Linked DNA regions of Mus musculus: region 1 is linked to region 2. A link is a contact called in ENCODE POLR2A ChIA-PET data. All regions are on one chromosome and are shown on one strand. Each heading gives the region's core, a stretch centred on a gene start or an enhancer-like site at or near the end of the contact. The rest is flanking DNA. Distances are from core to core; before and after follow the strand shown. Region 1 holds the start of Plekhh3 (pleckstrin homology domain containing, family H (with MyTH4 domain) member 3). Region 2 holds the start of Rpl27 (ribosomal protein L27).

Region 1 (6,263 bases), core at 660-3,159, 270 kb before region 2:
TCAAAATCAACCCGGAGCCAAGCTAGCTAGACAGGAACTGTGCCATGGTCCCATTGCGCCCAGGCTGCTAAAGCCAGGAGGAGGGTTGGGGGAGGAGGACCAGGGACACCTGTCCCTGAGCTCCTAGGAGGGGGTGGAGGTGGGGCACGAGGGAGGCCATGGCCTATCTGACAGGGATCCTATCCATGCGGGAAACTTGGGGACTCCCAGGTCCCACTCTTTCCCTGGGAGCCTACCCGTTTCTTTTCTGGAGGTTCTGAGTGGGGCTATCCACCCCTCTACCAGAGGGCAGGTACTGATCCCACCCCACCCCACCCCCCACAACTCCCCTAATCTCAGTCCCTTGCTTCCCTCCTCCTCCCCTCTATATTTATCTGCCCTCTGCCTCGCCAGGTGCTGGCGCCTGCACTGGCTGCGGTGCCGCCCGCCCCACCCAGGAATGGAGCCACCGGACTTGCTGGGGACCCCTGAGCGGGGTTGGGGGGAAATGGGAGCTGGACCCAGGCCACAGCACACAGAAGCCTGGTTGCCTCTGGTGGGTAAGGACGTGAGAGAGGTCTCCTCGAAAGATGGAGGTCTTACACACCAACTGTGCCTGAGTGTCTCTCTCCCAAAGGAGATTTGATTAAAAAAAATTTTCAGCCACCAAGTCACCCTCACCCATTCCCTCTGGTTTCCCAGGAACCTCACCAGAGAAGGCAGAGAGTTCTGTCTTAAGTGGCGGAATAATGAGAAGTCCTCAAAGGGCCATCGTCCCGAGCCTTTTCTTTGTGGGGTCCCTGATGCAGACCCCAATTCTAGGATGTCTTTTTGCCCTCGCCCAGGATACTGCGGTGGGAGCTCCCGCATCTGGCCCCAGTGCTCTTGAACTGAGAGCAGAGCGAACCCAGGCGTTCCAGCCGCCCAGCCGGCCTCGCCACATTCCTTGGCTCTGGCGGAGGCGGAAGGAGACGGGATGGGACGCGGGCCCGGCAGGGAAGGGAGAGGCAGGGCCAGGTTGGGCCACGCGTGACGCCTCCTCTGCCTCAGGGCCCCCAGCAGGTGGACAGCGCCTTGTGTGCAGCGCGAAGCCCACAGGCGCATCCCTAGTAGGGCTACTTGCCCCTGGAGCTCCCGGGGCTCTGGCCCTCAGACAAGAATCTCCCCCACATTTGCAGTTGGCCAAGAGGACTGCGTTTGGCCCAAGTATGGAGCAGGCTCAGGCGTGACGGCCGGTTGTAGTGAGAAAGATTGAACTCGGTTCTAAATCCCTGTAGACTTACCCTCCCGCCGCCCGCTGGACTCGGGGTCCTTAGCTCAAAGGTCTCGTCGTCCTCGTCTTCGTCCCCGTCCCCGCTAAGCTCGCCGTCCCCGTAGTCCCGGTGCAGAAGAGTGAAGCCTCGACGGCAGCAGAGAAGCCACCACAATCCCCCGGGGAGAGGCATCCGGGCGAGCAGCCTGGGAATGGGGGCGCAGGCAGTGTTGCCTGAGCAGCAGGGAATCTGAGAAACTGGAGGTACTCCGACCCGAACTGGGTAGAGAAGAGGTGTGACGAGAGGAAAGAAGGGGGCCGGAAGGAGGCAGTGTCCAGCGCTGAGGTGCAAAAGGACTATCACCAGAGCCCGCTGGGGGCTCGCTGTCTGGGCCCGGGCAGAGGAGGGGGGAGATAGCGTCCAGGGCCGGGGGAAGGGAGCCGGGAGCAATGTCCGGAGCTGGGAAGTAGTGTTCGTTGTAGTGTCCAGCTCTGTAGGAGCAGTGTCTGGTGCAGCAATCGTGGTGGGCGGTTGTCCAAGCTCCAAGGAGGGTGGTGTCCGGTAGGGCGTCCGGTGGCCGGGGCCCGGGCGGCGCGCGCTGCGCTCCCTGCAGCCCCGGGACTGGCGCGTTGGGGGCGCGGGCAGAGTTCCCAGACCCCGCCTCCCTCTCTGCCCCCCCTCCTTCCCTCCGCCTTCCCTGTTCTTTTTCTCCTCCCTTCTTCACAGGGTAGGGTCTACGTTGCGTCACAGCCTCCTCTGCCCAATCATTGTTCCTGGCGCCGGTCAGGGAGACCAATCCCAAGCTTGAAACCGCGGCGGGTTGCATCATGTGTCTCTGGCTGAGTGACAGTAGGGAGGGGCGGGGGGGGGGGGGACTGGGGAGGGAGCTTCTGAGGTCGGACACGGGGTGTCTGTGGCGTCACGTAGGACCGCCTTCGTGCTCTTGTTTTAACTCTTGGCTCACCAAGCAGCAAATTAAAAAACCCTTTTCGAAGGTCTGGAAAAGGAAGGGCATAAAGCTGGAAGGAAGCTAGGCTATTGACCTGTGATTACCTGTCACATCTTGGAATCCCTACAAAGAGCCTTACTACCTTCAAGGCATTCCACACCTGCGTGTGAGAGAGTTAGCTAGCTGCAAAGGCAGCTCCATCCTTGGAGTTAAAAGGGTCCAGATTTAGATCTTAGCCACCTCCACTTTTGAGATGAAAAAGCTGAGAAAGGAACTCCTGGAAGCCTCAGACAAAGATCTGAAATAAAAGTGAATTTACAGGGCATTGAACTGGAATGGGGAGAGTGGTTTGGCATGCTCGGGGATTCTGTGGTTTAAGAAAATCAATAGATCAGAGGCCTCTCAGGGCGACTATGCTGCATTTCTGAACAAGAAGGGGTTAACAAGGGCGCTAAAGAATACAGGGCGGGGTTCGCGCTACAGCTTAGACAGTGGGAGCGCGCACATACTCGAGCGCGTTGCTGACTCAGCGGCGATTCCCGCGGTTACGGGCGGAGGGTTCCAGGTCCGCTCCGGTGGGTAGTGTGCGCCTCTTGGAGGATCTGCGCAGTTTTCGAGCTTCTCCTCGTTTCTGACTCCAAGAGGCCAAATTTTTAAGTCTTTTACACCGCCAGAGGCTCTAGGACACACGACTAGCCGGGCTGGGCTAGGCTAGGCTGGACGAAGTGCAGACTTCAGGCCAACGCCTCCCTAGGGACGCCACGCCCTTTTTGCCCCTAGACTCCAGGCTGGAGCGGTGGTCTGACTTTGCTGACCGAATTCTAAACTGGGAAGAACTGTCTCATTGGAGCACAATCCTGGCAGTTGTGCAAAGCAAGGACCAGAAATCAATGCACCATCTCTAGAAGCCATCCTTATGGTACTTCCAGATTGAAGTGGTGTATGCTGAGATTTCTGAGGGCCAGACCACAACTATAACCTCCCTTCCTCTTCAAGATCCTAGACACTTGCCTGCTGGAGAGTTCTGTCTGATATCTAACCTCCCCTTTCCTGGCAAGCTATGCTCATTTCCTTTGGCTTGATCCCCGAGGGGAAATAATCAGAGTGGGCAAGCGCCCCACACTCTGAGCTCAGGCCCAGTAACACCTCTCGGAAAATTTGCAAATTGCAATCCCCCTCATTCATATATATATATATATATATATATATATATATATATATATATATCCTAGGTAGAAAAGTCCACCTTGACATTTTTCTATTTCTTCTTAGGCAGGATATTGTTATTATTATTGATCTTCCTGTCTCAACCTCTGGAGTGGCTGGGGCTACAGGTATCCAGTCCACACACCATCAGACTCAACTTTTTAATTAGCGTTTTTCTTTGCACAGCAGGACTTTAGAAGGGATCCAAAAACCTACCCCAAACTAGAATCTCTTGCCTCCAGCCTCTACCAGACCCACGCACGTACAGCTGGGGACAGCATCACCCCATACATTTCACACGCTGGGATCTAGGTACTTGCTAAAGCAGCCACTACTGGATAGCGATAGGGTTATTAGAAAGCCCTTTCTTACACTGACTCCCGAGGAGAAACCCCGCCCCTCCTCACCTGGCAGCTTTCCCACCTCACCTCGGTTGGCAGAGACCGAGTGAAGCATAGGGCGTGTCAGTACTCAAAGCTTTAGCCGACTCAGCAACCCCTGTCCCTTCACACCTCCCACTGAGACGCAAGCAGGGGCGTGGGGTGTAACCCACTGTCTTGGCCTTGCTGCAACCAAAGCTGGTAATTCAAAAATAGTAACAGTAGTTGGGTTGCATCTCATTTGCACAGAATCAATTTAATTAAGCGCAGAGGCAATCTCTTTAGATCCTGAAGTCTTTCTCAACGTCCCCCTACTTACTCCCCTTTCTATTACCCTCCCTGGGATTGTTTCTTTAGCCCTCCCCCTTCTCTGGAATTGTAGCCCTAGTTGTCCCAAGAGAGACTGTGGGTCTCAGTAGGAGCAGAGCAGGAAGAAAGGCGGAGTCGACGGGGGCAGCGGCCACGAGGGTTGGGCTTCGGGCTGCATCCTCCGCCCTGGAGCAGCCTCCGCAGGTCCCGGCGGAAACGCAGGCCCAAAAAGGCATAAAGCACCGGATTGAGGCTGCAACGGACCAGGGTCAAGCCGCCGGTGACCAGCAAAGCTAGATCCTTGCGCTTGCTGGAGGAGCAGCTCCGCTCGCGGGCTGCCAGTAGATCGGCTGTATCCAGCAGCAGGGCAAGGCTGTAGGGCAACTGCAGCACCACGAAGGCCACCACCAAAGCCACCACGACGCGCAGTGCACGCCGCCGCTCTGGCCCCCTGGCGGCCAGAAGCGTGCGGCCCAGGAGCGCATAACAGGCTGCCATGACGCCCAGAGGGAGCGCGAAGCCGAGGACCACCTGCGCCACTGCGCTTGCCCCTTTCACAGTCTGCGTGAGGCTTTCGGGAAAAATGAGCCGACAGCGTCGTTGGCCTTCACGTGGCCCGTCCCGGCTGAAAAGGAGCGCAGGTAGAGCCAGAAACAGCGACAACAGCCACACGAAGACTGAAACCAAGTGCGCTCGGCTAGGCGTTGAGGGCCGCTGCCCGGCTGGGAGAGCTCGTGCGATGGCCACATAGCGGTCGGCGCTGATACAGGCTAGGAAGAGGAAGCCAGCGTGGAAAGAGGCCGAGTAGAGGCCTGAGATGGCACGGCAGGTGGTACTTCCTAGATTCCAGCCCTGAAGAGCCCCTGCTGCAGCAAAAGGCAAAGTCAGGGCCAATAAAAGGTCAGCCAGGGCCAACTGGAGCAGGTGAACGGAGGTGGGAGATCGGGTAGTTCGTCTGGCTGCCAGATGGGTGGCCAAGACTAGGCCATTGCCAGCCAGACCCAGTACAGCCACCATCAGGGAGACACTGGGTTGGAAGGCCCGACTGAAAGCCTGGACATCAGCCTTGTAACAGAGCTCTGGCAGCGGCCCAACCGAATAGGCCTCCTCATCGTACCCGGAGTAAAGTCCCCAGGAGACCTGGTGGCATCAAAATGAGAAGAGGGACCGTGTAAGACATTCCCACACCCTTCCATCTCACATAGGTGCCTCATTCAAAGCCTCAATACCAGATGACTCTCTCTCTCTCTCTCTCTCTCTCTCTCTCTCTCTCTCTCTCTCTCCAGATTCTTGCTAGTGTGCCCTGAACAGGCAGTTAAGCTTCGCTTGCAGTCTCTCTAACTCTGCTTCCAGCTTCCTGGATGACCTTGAGCAGCCACCGGCTTTTTCTGGACGCCACTTCCTAAATGTGTTTTACCCGGTGTAGAAAAGCCCCGTTCAGCCCACCTGGCAAGCTAGCAGTGAGCACTGTTGAAACCGTGCAAGATAATAGACAACAGAAACATCTAACTCGCCCTAGAGCAAGCATTTGTATTATTAATAAATCTCAGCGCTTCTGTTCGCTTTGCAGTGCCCTCTCCTGGAAAGTAAGTCAGATGCAGGGCTTTGCTTCAGCCCTGGACCCTAGACTTCAAGCTTAGGCTAAAGGGGCTTCTGTTTCCTTTCCCTTCTCTCCTCCCCACCCTACTGTTAGAGCACAGATGTATTGAAAACATTCACACCAAAGGGGTCTTAGGTAGGATTTGTAGGCTCCTCACAGGTGCTAGATGACAGAGGCCTGCTGTCAGGCAGGGAACCCCATCCCTTTCCCCTTCCCCACCCTCTCTGCAACCCTTCTCCCCCTCCCTGCCCCGACTCCCACCTGCTCTGTGGGCTTGGTCCCCATCTCTGGCTACAAGGGTTTCTGAGGTACAGCCACAGAGGCTAAAGTTAAATAACTAGCGGGGGCAGGAAGGAAGGGGTGGGGAGGAGGGCCAAGGAGGAGGGTTCACGTTTCCATCCCACCTTGCCCGATTTCTATCTAGTCAAAGGAAAAGGAATGCTTGCATGGTCTTGCACAAGTTTTGTTTTCCTCTGAGCCTTCGCTGTGTAAAGTACAGTAAGATGAAAGCACGGAGTTGACAGTTACAAAGGTGTCCAGCACTGAGCCAGGAGCACGATTCACCTTCAGAAAACATTTTTATTTTT
Region 2 (6,686 bases), core at 2,578-5,077:
AAAACAAAATTGTACTATTAAAAAAAAAAAAGAAAAAAGAAAAATGAGACCAAGTGTCTGTGACCTTTGACTTAAAAAAACAAACTTACGGTGAGAGTAAACGTGTTTATGCCCAGTAATCACAAAGTGTCTAGAGAAACTGGATTAAGTGGCACATATAATGAGTTTATGTTTAATTTGTGAAAATCATACCGTAAAATGCATAAAGGCAAACCCTTCTAAAGTGGATTTTATGAATAGGTAGGTAAATCTGTAACCACTCTTTTCATTACAGAACTTAAGAAATCCTAAAGAAAATAAACAATGGAAAATTTCATGCTAGAAGAATAAAAGAAAATATTTTCGCCAGGCGTGGTGGCGCATGCCTTTAATCCCAGCACTCGGGAGGCAGAGGCAGGTGGATTTTTGAGTTTGAGGCCAGCCTGGTCGTGAGTTCCAGGACAGCCAGGGCTATACAGAGAAACCCTGTCTCAAAAAATAAAAAAAAAAAAAAAAAAAAAAAGAAAGAAAATATTTTCAAGAGTTCTAAGGTTATTTCTATATAAAATATACTAATCTCATTAGTAAATGAGGTCTTCATATGATTTATTCTAAAGATGGATTTTATTTATTTCTTTTTAAAATGTATATTGTTCATATTTAAGATATATAATGGAGTGTTATAAAAATACATATATAGTGGGATAGCTGCTACTGTGAAAAAATTAAAAGGGGCTGGTGAGATGGCTCAGTGGGTAAGAGCACCCGACTGCTCTTCCAAAGGTCGGAAGTTCAAATCCCAGCAACCACATGGTGGCTCACAACCATCCGTAACGAGATCTGACTCCCTCTTCTGGTGTGTCTGAAGACAGCTACAGTGTATTTACATATAATAAATAAATAAATCTTAAAAAAAAAAATGAACAGAACAACCATCTCACATAGCTGGACAATTGCTGTCCCACACACCTATGGCTAGAGTACCTGCCAAGATTCAGCAAAAATCTTCATATGAGACACTAGTATCACCAAGTGATGGGCTATCATCCTTATAGTCACTCATTCTACATAAGAGAGGTTTTTATGGAGGGTACATACAAATTCCACTGTCAGGTAAACCTAGCCAAACTACAAATATTTGACTTTTGGCAATCCATAAATCTCTATGCTATTTTATTCTCTGTAAAATTGGGAAATTCACTCACATATGTAAAGCAATTAATACACACACACATAGAGAGAAACTACATCATATATAATGTATCTGAAACTTTCATGTATATCAACATATGTGTAAAATGAATGTTGATCTCTATAAAATGTAGGCAGCCTAAACAGTCCAAAGTCCAATAACAGGTGTCCCTTCCTTATATCTAATATTTTACATTTTTCTACATACTTAATTTTTTCTTTAACAATCAACATTTAGCTAATTCATACTGACTTCACAATTAAAAGTAAGTTCCAATAAAATGAAAAAAAAGAGTTTAAAAATGTTTTTAAAAACTGGTAGGTAGGGGGGCTGGTGAGATGGCTCAGTGGGTAAGAGCACCCGACTGCTCTTCCGAAGGTCCAGGGTTCAAATCCCAGCAACCACATGGTGGCTCACAACCATCCGTAACAAGATCTGACTCCCTCTTCTGGTGTGTCTGAAGACAGCTACAGTGTACTTACATATAATAATAAATAAATCTTTAAAAAAAAAATTAAAAAAAAAACTGGTAGGTAGGAGAGAGCAGGTGAAATGTATTCTAGAATTGGTAGGTGAGGGAGCCTGGTCTATTCATCACCTTGGGAAATGCTACCTCCTGCTTCAGAAAATATTTTAATTGGAGCCAGGGATGGTGACCCAAGACTGGAGTCACAGATAGAAGAGGCTGAGTCAAGAGGATTGCTGAGTTCAAGTGCAGCTTGGGGTAGACAGTTTAAAAAAAAATATAAAACCATTTTTAGCCAAGGAGTGGTGGCGCACGCCTTTAATCCCAGCACTTGTGGGGCAGAGGCAGGAGGATTTCTAAATTCAAGGCCAGCCTGGTCTACAGAATGAGTTCAAGGACAGCCAGGGCTAGACAGAGAAACCCTGTTTCAACCCCCCCCCCAAAATATTTATTGGATACAGAAATGCAAGTATAATCCAGATGTGGTTCCAGGACTCACGAGGCTGAGGCAGGAGGATCACTGAAAGCTGGATTCCAGCCTAGGCTATAATGTGACTTCCAAGCCAGCTTTAGCTACAGAGTAAGACTTTGTCTCAGAAATTAGTGCCAGCAAAGTGGCTTAGAAGTGGAGAGCACTACTGCTCTTCCAGAGAAGCCCAGTTCTCTTCCTAGTACCCACATCAAATGGTTCACCACAGCCTGTAACTCCAGCTCCAGGAGATCCAATGTCTGTGGCCTATGTGGGCATCATATTCTCACACATACCCACATATCAACATACACATAACTGAAAATAAGTCCTTTAAAATGAACTGAAAAGGGGGCTGGTGAGATGGCTCAGTGGGTAAGAGCACCCGACTGCTCTTCCGAAGGTCCAGAGTTCAAATCCCAGCAACCACATGGTGGCTCACAACCATCTGTAACAAGATCTGACTCCCTCTTCTGGTGTGTCTGAAGACAGCTACAGTGTACTTACATAAAATAATAAATAAATCTTTAAAAAAAAAAAAAATGAACTGAAAAATATTGAAGTAATAATAAATAGGGGCTGGAGAGATGATGGTACTTAGAGCAGTTTCTGCTCTTGCAGAAGATCTGCAGAGAACCCAGGCTCAATTCCCAGCACCCACACAGTGACTCACAATCATCTGTAAAACCAGTTCCAGGGCATCCAACATTTTCCTCTGACCTCCTTGGAGAATAGACACTCATCTTGGTGCATATACATACATGCAGGCAAAAAAGCAAAATACTCATACAAAAAAATAAAAATAAATCTATCGAGGCCAGCCTGGTCTACAGAGTGAGTTCCAGGACAGCCAGGGCTACACAAAGAAACCCTGTCTCAAAAAAAAAACCAAACCAAACAAAACAAAACAAAATCTAAATCTCAACATATATGTGTGTATATATATATATATATATATATATATATATATATATACAAATATATAATATATATTTTAATTTAAAAATATATTTTAAAAGCTAGGAGTACCACATGCTTATTGTAGTCAATATCTGACATCATCGGGTTGAATGTTGGAGATAAGGATACTGTCTGATCTTTTCCATTTTTCATTTTTCATCTAACTGTGCGCGAGGAGGTCATTTTGTTTCTTTTTTTTTTTTTTTTTTTTTTTTTGGTTTTTCGAGACAGGGTTTCTCTTTATAGCCCTGGCTGTCCTGGAACTCACTTTGTAGACCTGGCTGGCCTCGAACTCAGAAATCCGCCTGCCTCTGCCTCCCAAGTGCTGGGATTAAAGGCGTGCGCCACCACGCCCGGCTGTCATTTTGTTTCTTATGGATAATAATTTTAAATTATTTAAATTAAAATAAATTGTAATTTATTTACCTATGGAAGACAGAGTCTATGTAACCTACGTTGGACTAGAACTGGAACTCTTGTCTCAGCCCCTCAAACGATGGGATTACAGGTTTATGCAGCACACACACACACAAACACACCCCCGCCCACCACTGACACACACACACACACCCACACCCCCCCACACACACACCCCCGCAAAGCCCGGTCTTACAAAGCAAAACTGTGAATTTCAGACTCTGTCCTCCTCCTAGTGGCAGAGTAGGGGACTACAGCAATGAAGGGGACAGAACAGAGCTCACATTCAGGTGTCATCCTCGCTCCTCCCTCCACACGCCGGAACCGGAACGCTCTGTTCCTGTCTGCTGCTCGTGCTGCTAATAAAGCTTGGTTCAAAAACGCAGTGCCCGACCCTCCCTGACGAGCTCCTTCCGCCAACAACTTTGACCACCAACCGTGGGGCATGGCTGGGCCTGGGAGGCGGGACAGGAAGTGAAGCCACCTCTCCGTAAGGTGAAAGGTTAGCGGAAGTGCCCTCCTTTCCTTTCTGCTGGGTGCCGGCTGCCTGCTGTCGGTGAGTAAAGGCCTGGAGAGGGTCTTGCAATCCGCCGCCATCGCGGTCCCGGGGTCGGGTTGCTGGGCTCATTCGGACTCTGAGCCTCTGGCGGCTTCACGGGGAGTCGCATCCCTCGAGCAGGACCTCCGGGCCGCGTGGCGGAGTCGGCAGCGGGTGATCTAAAGTCGCGGGCCTACGACCGGGGCTCGCAGGTAGACGTCGGCTCCGGGGCCTTCCGCTTTACACACTTGTGAGCGGCTCCTTCCTTGTCTTTGTCTCTGCAGAGATGGGCAAGTTCATGAAACCCGGGAAAGTGGTGCTGGTCCTGGCCGGACGCTACTCCGGACGCAAAGCCGTCATCGTGAAGGTACCAGACCCCCGGGGCTCTTGAGACTGCTTGCATGTGCGGATTTCGGCTGCTGGATAAGATGAGCCGGATGGGAATTTAAGATCTGTCCTAACAATAGGCACTGGCGAATGCATAATGGGTAGTAATGGTGGCCACTGTGTATTGTACATATTACAGCTGTGGTGTATAGTTCTTGCAGTAACTTAATTTCCGGCACTAAGGTTTCGAGGTGTTAAGTTACTTAAGGTCAAAGTAATGGGTGCTGCAGGCAGCTGAGAGGATGTAGGATGGGAGACACTACTTACACTTAGAGAGCATCCCCTGGGTGTGTTTGAGCGTTTTGCTACTTGCCTCTTACCAGTTTTATAAACCCTTGTGGTCCTAGCCACAAGACCACTGGCCTCTCCAGCTTCCTGCTCCTGTCATTTAGCTAGAACCGGTTAGTTAGGCTGCCCGCTTTGCAGTCTGGGCTTTAACCTTAACTAGCTTCATGGGGGAAGGTGTTAGGGGTCACTTTGAGTGTTAGCCTTGATGGACTTCTAAATCTCCTTGTGACAGGAGTCAACACTGGCTAACTCAGAGTTACTGTCCTGTTGACTCTTAGCATTAAAGGAGTAATCTAGAGATGTGGAGGGTGTATTCAGTAAACATAGTTTTACTAAGATGGGGCCGAAGCAGTAACGTGACTTTTCTTTTTCCCTTTTCTCGTCTAGAACATTGACGATGGCACCTCGGACCGCCCTTACAGCCATGCCCTGGTGGCTGGAATTGACCGCTATCCCCGGAAAGTGACAGCTGCCATGGGCAAGAAGAAGATCGCCAAGCGATCCAAGATCAAGTCCTTTGTGAAAGTTTATAACTACAACCACCTCATGCCCACAAGGTGAGCCTTCCAGAAATGGAATTGCAAGTTCACATCCTCCTCTGAGGAAGAGGCAGCCTTGTGGTTGCTGTGGAACAAGAAAGGGCCATCATATTCCCTTGCTCTTTCCTCTCCCGCCCCTGGGATCGTCTTCCCTCCATCTTGAGAATGCTAAGCTTGTATAACTGTAACCCAGCAGATACAAGACCCTGGGTTTGACCACAGCGCTGTTAGGGGAGGGGAGTAGACTTGATAGAGTCTGTAGTTCATTAATCTTTCTGCATCCGTTTTTGTTTGTCTTTTAGCACAAGGCTATCCTCACATTCGGAATCCTGTGTTCTGGGTTTCAGGTGTGAGCATCCTGTCTCAGGTCCCTTTCGTTTTCTGTTCTCCAGCTTGCCCTTATTAAGTGCAGGTTGCTGGATTTGTCTTCTAGGGTACGCAGGACAGGGTCTGGTCTGCCTTCCCTCACCTTTGTACGAGATGGTTTTCTTTGGGCTGTGAGACAGCTTAGGGCCTGGTGTTGGTGACCGGAGTTCAATCCCTGGAACCCGAATAAGGGTGGAAGGAGAGGGCTCTGTGCAGTTTTGTTTTGAACCAGGATAGAAAGAAAGCTTAGTCATTAGGATACTTACTTTTGTGGAGCTGCTGAGTTTAATTTCCAGAACCTGATGATGTTAAAAGGTTCCAAGCTGCTATACTCCATCTCCAGATCAGACACCCTTTTCTGGTCTCCAGAGGGAACCTGTACTCGTGTGTACGGAAACACATAGTTAGGATTTGTTTTTTCCCACATAAGTTCAAGGCTAGCTTCCACCTGCCTCTGTTGAGTGCTGGGATTAAAGGGATTTGGCACCACCACCCAGTTAAATTGTTTTTCTTTGGGTGGTTTTGGTGTTTTGATGGTGGTGTTTTATGTATGTAGATGTTTTGCCTGTGTGTATGGAGGCAGCATTAAATGCTAAGAAATCCTAGGTGCTGACAGTTGACTACTGTACACCCACCCCACCCCAATCTCTGTGGTAATGCACAGTTAGGATCCTAGCATTTAACAGGCTGCAGCAGGTGGATCTTCCAGCCAGAGCAGTACGGTGACAGGTCTTTCGAACAGTCTCTTTATTACCCTTGAAGAGACTGTGAGAATTGAGGGGTCCTAAGCTACATTTCTTGGGACCCGACAGCATGTGTCGTCAAGATTTGTTGCTGGGGCTGTCTGACTCTTAGGGTCATGCAAGTTCACTCAGCTCAGGCTAGTCTGAGGTCTCAGCTCAGCCCCTGGGGTGCTACAAGTGTGTGCCATACCTGGCTAAGGAAAACCTAGCTGGAGAGACAGCCAGATATTGCATTGAAGGGAAGGTCTGGTGTGGTGAATCTTACCTCTTAAAAGGAGTTTCAGAAATTTGAGGACAAAATGAGAATTTCCAGGGAATTGCATGAAGGTGTAGCATGGCTTC

What was found. ChIA-PET counts read pairs that join two places held with the same protein, here RNA polymerase II (POLR2A).
Region 1: POLR2A ChIA-PET joins it to region 2 with 27 read pairs in embryonic stem cell. The contact joins the promoter of Plekhh3 here to the promoter of Rpl27 in region 2. POLR2A ChIA-PET finds 5 or more read pairs at or near these places in 4 of 5 experiments (Patski and embryonic stem cell).

What each region holds. Positions count from the first base shown.
Region 1 is chr11:101,169,463-101,175,725 of GRCm38, forward strand. It overlaps Plekhh3 (pleckstrin homology domain containing, family H (with MyTH4 domain) member 3), which reads right to left and starts at 1,910. Exons shown (of 13, transcript NM_001346769.1): 1 at 1,263-1,910. The coding sequence starts at 1,424. It overlaps Ccr10 (chemokine (C-C motif) receptor 10), which reads right to left and starts at 5,981. Exons shown (of 2, transcript NM_007721.4): 1 at 5,938-5,981; 2 at 3,536-5,216. The coding sequence starts at 5,961. The coding sequence ends at 4,152. It also overlaps a transcript of Cntnap1 not described here.
Region 2 is chr11:101,438,418-101,445,103 of GRCm38, forward strand. It overlaps Rpl27 (ribosomal protein L27), which reads left to right and starts at 3,828. Exons shown (of 5, transcript NM_011289.3): 1 at 3,828-4,039; 2 at 4,306-4,388; 3 at 5,084-5,253. The coding sequence starts at 4,308.